Regions from separate parts of the Mus musculus genome. Here region 1 is linked to region 2. Evidence: chromatin contacts called from ENCODE Hi-C or POLR2A ChIA-PET data. All regions are on one chromosome and are shown on one strand. Each heading gives the region's core, a stretch centred on a gene start or an enhancer-like site at or near the end of the contact. The rest is flanking DNA. Distances are from core to core; before and after follow the strand shown.

The links. A loop is a pair of places that touch in the nucleus more often than their neighbours do. ChIA-PET counts read pairs that join two places held with the same protein, here RNA polymerase II (POLR2A).
Region 1: a loop to region 2 is called in a map of v-Abl transformed pro-B cells, with 3 times the contacts of the local background. The contact joins the enhancer-like site here to the promoter of Btg1 in region 2. A Hi-C loop is called at or near these places in 3 of 37 maps with a recorded cell type or tissue (T-helper 2 cell, mature B cell and v-Abl transformed pro-B cells). POLR2A ChIA-PET finds 5 or more read pairs at or near these places in 4 of 5 experiments (Patski and embryonic stem cell).

The regions. Positions count from the first base shown.
Region 1 is chr10:96,369,822-96,373,138 of GRCm38, forward strand. No RefSeq gene overlaps it. Among named protein-coding and RNA genes, the nearest start is that of Gm33782, 62 kb to the left of the region's middle. Within about 2 kb of position 1,718, at least 2 of the 3 ENCODE cell types and tissues checked have a DNase peak (open chromatin) inside an H3K27ac peak, as active enhancers do.
Region 2 is chr10:96,615,343-96,618,576 of GRCm38, forward strand. Btg1 (BTG anti-proliferation factor 1) reads left to right here and starts at 1,659. Exons shown (of 2, transcript NM_007569.2): 1 at 1,659-2,130; 2 at 2,934-3,234. The coding sequence starts at 1,983.

The DNA of each region.
Region 1 (3,317 bases), core at 468-2,967, 250 kb before region 2:
AGAGACAGACAAATCCCTGAGATTCCATGACTAGCCTTATTCATGAATTTCAGGCCAAGGAGAAACCCTGTCTCCATGACACCTGAGGTTAACTTGGGCCTCCACACGACTCTGAATGGAGTCCCAGCAATGAAGCTTTTTGCTCTGGGACAGTCAGAGAGGCATATTAAAAAAGGAACCCAACACACTTGATGTTGGGGTGAACCAAAGCAGATTTCAGCTGGGAAAGGCTCTTAACTTATGGCATGCAAGGCATCAGGAGCCTCAGTTACATAGCTATCAGGAACTGACTTTGGACCAGGTTCGTGAGTCGCATGAACCTGGAAGCAACTTCTCCCTCCGAGAATCCAGTAAAGAAGCCAAGCCCACTAACACCTTGGTATGACCTAGTAAGCACGTTGCTTAGCGACAAATCTCATATTTTTTTTCTTACAAATAAATGGGGTACCTCTCTGAAAACACCAGCACTCCAGCCTACAACAACGATGTCCTTCCTTAATGGCTCTTCTGTCCTGGCGACTCCTTATGTCCCAGCACCTTCCTTATAACTATGAAGTCCTGACTCTAGGTGCACTAACTACCAAGTTCCCTGATATCTTTTCTCAAGTTTGATCTTTGATAATAATTCCCTAGATCCTTACGTACTCATCTCCCTCCACCCCTAACAGCAATAATCATAAAAAAAACCCAAACAAACCATTGACAGATACTTGTCAGTAAGGACGGCATGCTGGAATAATATACTATATTATTGACCATATATTATCGAAGAAGAAAATTTAGGCACAAGAAACCTAAGCAAAGTTTCCCAGGATCACAAAGTGTCAGAGGCAGTCACTAGGCACTCCTGACTAAAGAATAGGACTAGCCATTCACTCTCTGCTGTAGCCCCCGGTACTTAGTTCTCCGGCGAGTTTAGCTGCCAGACTGCCAGTGTCTCAGACATCCAGCACCCGGCTCTGTTTGGGGTAAGCTTTTCACCAGTTCATTTCACTTTGACATTTTGTACTTCACCAAGTGTGTGCCACTCCGGTGGTTAATAAGCAGCTGACAGGATCAACATAAACTGCTGGGTGACGTGTAAATTAGCAGCGCCTATAGGAACACTAAGAGAAACCACACAGAATTTAAACACTGTGACTTTAAAGGCTGCTTATAAGACCAAGGCCCTCAATTCCTTCAGTTCACTTGGGCTGGGGGCGGGGAAACCCCCCAAAACAGAGCAGCCCAACCACTTTTCCCTCAGCTGTGATGCACAGATGATTTCCGAGAAGAGAAGTGAACTTTCAGAGGTTTCTCGATCAGCTGCTGGGCGACATCCGGCATCCGGTCTAACCACGAATCTCAGATGTCATAGCAACACAGGTCACTGGGAACCCAAAATAGTCCTGCCCAGAGCTCTTTCCACTTCTCACTTGAGCATGTGCGGGAAAGGTGTCTGTCTGTCAGCCAGCACCTGCTGCTCTTCAGAGACTGGGTGATGCGCGCCGCCGCCGCTGCTGTTGTTTAATCAGCCTTGTCTATCCAGCAGCAACCCTTTCTAGACAAGCTCTTTTCCTTTTATCCACGAGTCTCCCAGACTCTTTCGGATCCACACGCACATGTGGTGATCCACAGGGCTTGACAATGTGTGAAATCCCCTCTAATCCCGGGCCCTTCCTCGCTTCACTCCAAAGCTCGATGTTTTCCTTTTGTAGAAACTCACTGGAGGCCTTAAGAGAGATAACGTGCAAGAAAGACTATTTGGCTCTTCCAGAGCTCGCTGTCGCCTCGCCTCAAGTCGCGCGTATCATTTGATCACAGTTCCTGGCTCCGTGTCTGCAGAGAGACACTCCGCTGCAATAAGCAGTTTACTCCTAAAGAACTCACTATTCTGCCTTCTCCTCCCAAGTGCTGGCATCACAGGTGTGTATCACCGCGGCCAGCTGACAATGCAGATTGGATTTGAGATCTTAAAAAAATTCACTGGGTTTTCCTGAGAACAATGTACATGTACGTCATCAAACCCAAGCTCTTGACTCTAGCTGCATATGTATCAAAAGATGGCCTAGTCGGCCATCACTGGAAAGAGAGGCCCATTGGACACGCAAACTTTATATGCCCCAGTACAGGGGAACGCCAGGGCCAAAAAAATGGGAATGGGTGGATAGGGGAGTGGGGGGAAGGGTATGGGGGACTTTTGGGATAGCATTGGAAATGTAATTGAGGAAAATATGTAATAAAAAATATTTTTAAAAATACCAATAAGGAAACGGGGATGACGGAGTAAAGCAGCTGAATTTATCCCGAGAGAAGTGTATTGTTTTAAGATGAGAAAGAAGGACATTTTGGGATGTGGGGGATGCTGAGTGCTTCATATATGCTGACGATATACTCTTTCCATAGAGCTACATAGCCATCCCCCAACAATAATTTTTAGCTGCACATTTCTATTGAGTTTAAACAGCTCATGCACAAAATTTGCTACAATAAGACACCACGAGAAAGTTCCCCTCTCTCAATTTCTGCAAAATCCTTCTTGGAGACAGATGGTCTCGGATATTCTGTGGATCAATCCACGTTTTTAATTTTAGTGTAATGATGATATAAAAAACTATACAAGGAAGCTATACCTTGCATTCTGGTCTGTCCGCAGTCTACCATTATGTGGCACAATGCTCTCTCTCAGGATGCTAGGTAGCACCAAGTTGCAGCAGCTGTCAGCCAGACGTGCGCTCGTGAAAGGTAACATTGCTCTTTTGCAATAGACACAAGTTATTAAGCTATTGTATTTGGTAGCGCAGGCTTGAGATGTTTCCAGCCTACAGTGGACTATGGGGATAGAGGAAAAACTCCCAAGAATGTTGCATCTGACATGGTATTTTTTCAAGGAAAGGGCGTCAGGAAGAGAACATACCATTAACTCCTAATAAGGGCAAAGGAAAAATGGACTCAAGGGGAGAGGGTTTAAATTTATGGAGTGTTGACTTTATGGTAGACACTTGATGTAACACTTGGCTAACTTTATTTTCTCAGTTTCTCCCAACAATCCAGTGGGGGTATCAACATTCCTCGCACCTATCACCACCGCTAAAACTCAAAGAGCAGCTCTTTGTCTCGGCTTTAACAGCTGCTGAGTGAGAGAGCCGAGGCTTACACTCTTGTCTAAGTTGTTTAGAGTACGCTGGGCAGTCTCAGCGTATTCCTAATGACCCGAGCTCCCTCTGAGCCCTGTGAAGTGAAGAGGAATAAGATGTATGGTCCGTACTCAACACCTACAGTTCTAGTCAGGAGACAGATCAAGAGAATGCCTTGGTAGGCACAAGAAAGGGTACAGA
Region 2 (3,234 bases), core at 409-2,908:
TGGAGAGAATCAGGAATTGGGAGATGTCCCGGTTCAAACTTCAGTATTTTGTTAGCTTTGTTCGTTATTTTTGCTTTGTAGAGGAGTCTGTTTATACTCTGAGTCACTGGGATGGGATTCACAGTCACAGGCAAAGGAGACAGTTTTATTCTCTTCCTAATCCAGACTGGAAAGGACAGAACGCGTGGGGAGGCGGGTGGGAGAGAGAGATGCAGACCTCTTGATAGCCTATGGTTCAAGGACTCACTTTTGGTTCTTTATCTTCCGGGATGGTAAGATGAGCCTCCAGTCAAAACCCTGCGTCTGTTTTCAGAAAGTCCTATCTGACAATTCACACACACACACACACACACACGCACACGCACACGCACACGCACACGCACACACACACATGCACAAAGATGTTATTTTTTGATTCAGTTTATTATAAAAAAAAACTTGATACTTTCTGAAGTGCTTTCTAACATTATCTTTAGATAATATGTGGGTACTTAAGTATTGTATATTAATGATAAATGATGTATAGGTCACCTTTTCAAATTAATTTCAGAACCAATTATCCTCTTGTTTCTCCTCTAGCTCCATACACACACACACACACACACACACACACACACACACACACACATATATATATTTTAAAGTGGTGTGTATTGCATCTGATGACCAACTAAACTCTAAATATTTATTTCCATCTGGTAGAGTTCAACTTCTGCCTCTTGTTTGCTTTCTTCTTCCTGCCTGGACTTCATTGTTTTCTCTCCCTTCTCCTACTTTAAGAGAGTTGGGTTAACCCTATTTTGGGTCTAATAGTTTTAGCAGGCTCATGCTTTCCTTTTTTTCTAGGCTGTTTACAACCGTCTTTGCCAGTAAATATGGGTGTCTATGCTTAACACTCTCGACAAGCTTAAAGTTTTATCTTATGTGTCAACAGCAGCACAACTCTAAAGTTCTGACATCACTTGAACTAGAAAAACGAATTTGTTGTGCCTTTCTAAAATACATATGCAGATTTTTATGAGTTTCAAGGCTCATCTTCTCCCCCCCCCCAGCCCCCCGGGGTTCTGCAAACCCTAGGGGCAATGGCTTGGATTAAGCCGCAGGATAGCTCCAGGGAGCGAGTCCTTCCTTCCATTCCCTAGCGGAGCCTTAGTCTCCGCCACCGCACGCTCCTCCCGCCAGGGCTGCCAGCCAAGCCGGCTGGAACTGGGCTCAGATGTAAACATGGGGTACGCAAAGGACTGGGGCTGCGGAGACCGAACCTCAGTCCTGAGGTTCCAGCCACACCGCAGTAAGTGAGGAACCCGGAGCCCGCTCGGGGACTGGAGGGTCCCCGCTGGCCCGAACCGGGGGCGGAGCTAGCTCGGGGGCGGAGCTTTCACACGCGCCTCCTTGGCTTCTTTCTCCGCCCTCCACCGCTCCGGAGTCTCAGGCTGCCACTCGGGGGGTTTATTTGTTTACAAGCAGATTACGTCAGCTCCTCCCTCTCATCCCGGCCTCTGGGCACGCCCCCTGGCGGCCTTTCTCCCGCCCCCTCCAGCCCCGAATCTGCCTGCGTCACAATGGTGCGATCTCCGGATTGGCTGGCGTCCGCCCTCACGCCCCGGGTACGCCACTTCCTTTCCGCAGCCCTATAAAATGAGCTGCACGGCGGCGGCAGCTCTTCGCCCCTCGGAGCTGGAAATGCAACTCTCGGGATCCTCGGAGGCTACCGAGCTGGAGGCGGAGGCGGCTGGGGAGGTCCGAGCGATGTGACCAGGCCGCCATCGCTCGTCTCTCTCTGTCTCTCCTGCCGCCTCCTGGCTTGAAAATAACTTTTTTACTCTAAAGGAAAGAAAAAAAATCCCCTAGAACCAGTAGCCGTCCGCGCCTCGCGCCCTCGCTTCCTCTCGGCCGTCGGGTCTGGGCGAGAGCCCGGGGTGGCCGCTTCGCCGTCGGGGCCGAGCCCCGGCCGCCCCGGGCCACCCCCGGCCGCCGCCCCCATGCATCCCTTCTACACCCGGGCCGCCACCATGATAGGCGAGATCGCCGCCGCGGTGTCCTTCATCTCCAAGTTCCTCCGCACCAAGGGGCTCACGAGCGAGCGACAGCTGCAGACTTTCAGCCAGAGCCTGCAGGAGCTGCTGGCAGGTGAGCGGGGCGCGGGGACCGTCGCGGGTCGCCACTAACGGGCGCGTCCCGGTCGTGGCTGGGGGAGGGGGGGGGAGCTGGGCGGCGGGGCGCCGCGACACGCACAACAAAGGATCCGAAGCGGGGCGACGCGGAGCTGCGCCCCGACGGCTACCGGCCGGTCGCGGGGGACAAAAGACCCAGGGCCCGGAGTCCCGTCGGTCTCCTCTGCCGGGTCGCCGCGACCGTTGCGAGAGTCTGCGGCTGAGCCCCTGGGTGGCTTGTCGCCTCTGTGTTTCGGAGCCGGCCCGGGACGGACGTGCCAGGTCTCCGCACCTCCTGTGCCTCTTGCCCATTAATCATCGGATTTGTCACCGGTACAATTACAACCCAACCCAGATCTTGGTTTAAGGTTTCTTGGGTTTTCTTCCCTTTGGGGTTAACTGGCCATAGTGGCGTTGTCTTGCCCCCACCCCCCACCAGTTCCATAAAGTCTATTGTATGGGACCCCGTTGGGGTGGAGAAAGTAAACAGGTTCCCGCCCGCTTGCCTGTGCCATCCAGCTAGTTGGCCATCCAGGGCTGCGCGCGGGATTCCTGTTTTGGCGGCTCAACCGGTCAGTACCCGGACAGTGTTTGCCACAGTGTCTTTGCTTTCTCTATTCTGTCTCACGACAGCGAATTCGGTCCCGGACATTTGTGAAAGTTGGTGGTTTTCATTTTCGCTTCGCTAAGAAGCTAGCAGCAGGAGGAGGAAAGTACGCTACGGTACGGCTGCGTTGACTACCGTCCTGAGCATTGTTTCTCTGTTCTTTTCTTCCACAGAACATTACAAACATCACTGGTTCCCAGAAAAGCCGTGCAAGGGATCAGGTTACCGTTGTATTCGCATCAACCATAAGATGGATCCTCTGATTGGACAGGCAGCCCAGCGGATTGGACTGAGCAGTCAGGAGTTGTTCAGGCTTCTCCCAAGTGAACTCACACTCTGGGTTGACCCCTACGAAGTGTCCTACCGGATTGGAGAGGATGGCTCCATCTGCGTGCTGTACGAAGCCTCACCAGCAGGAGGTAGCACTCAAAACAGCACCAACGTGCAAATGGTAGACAGCAGAATCAGCTGTAA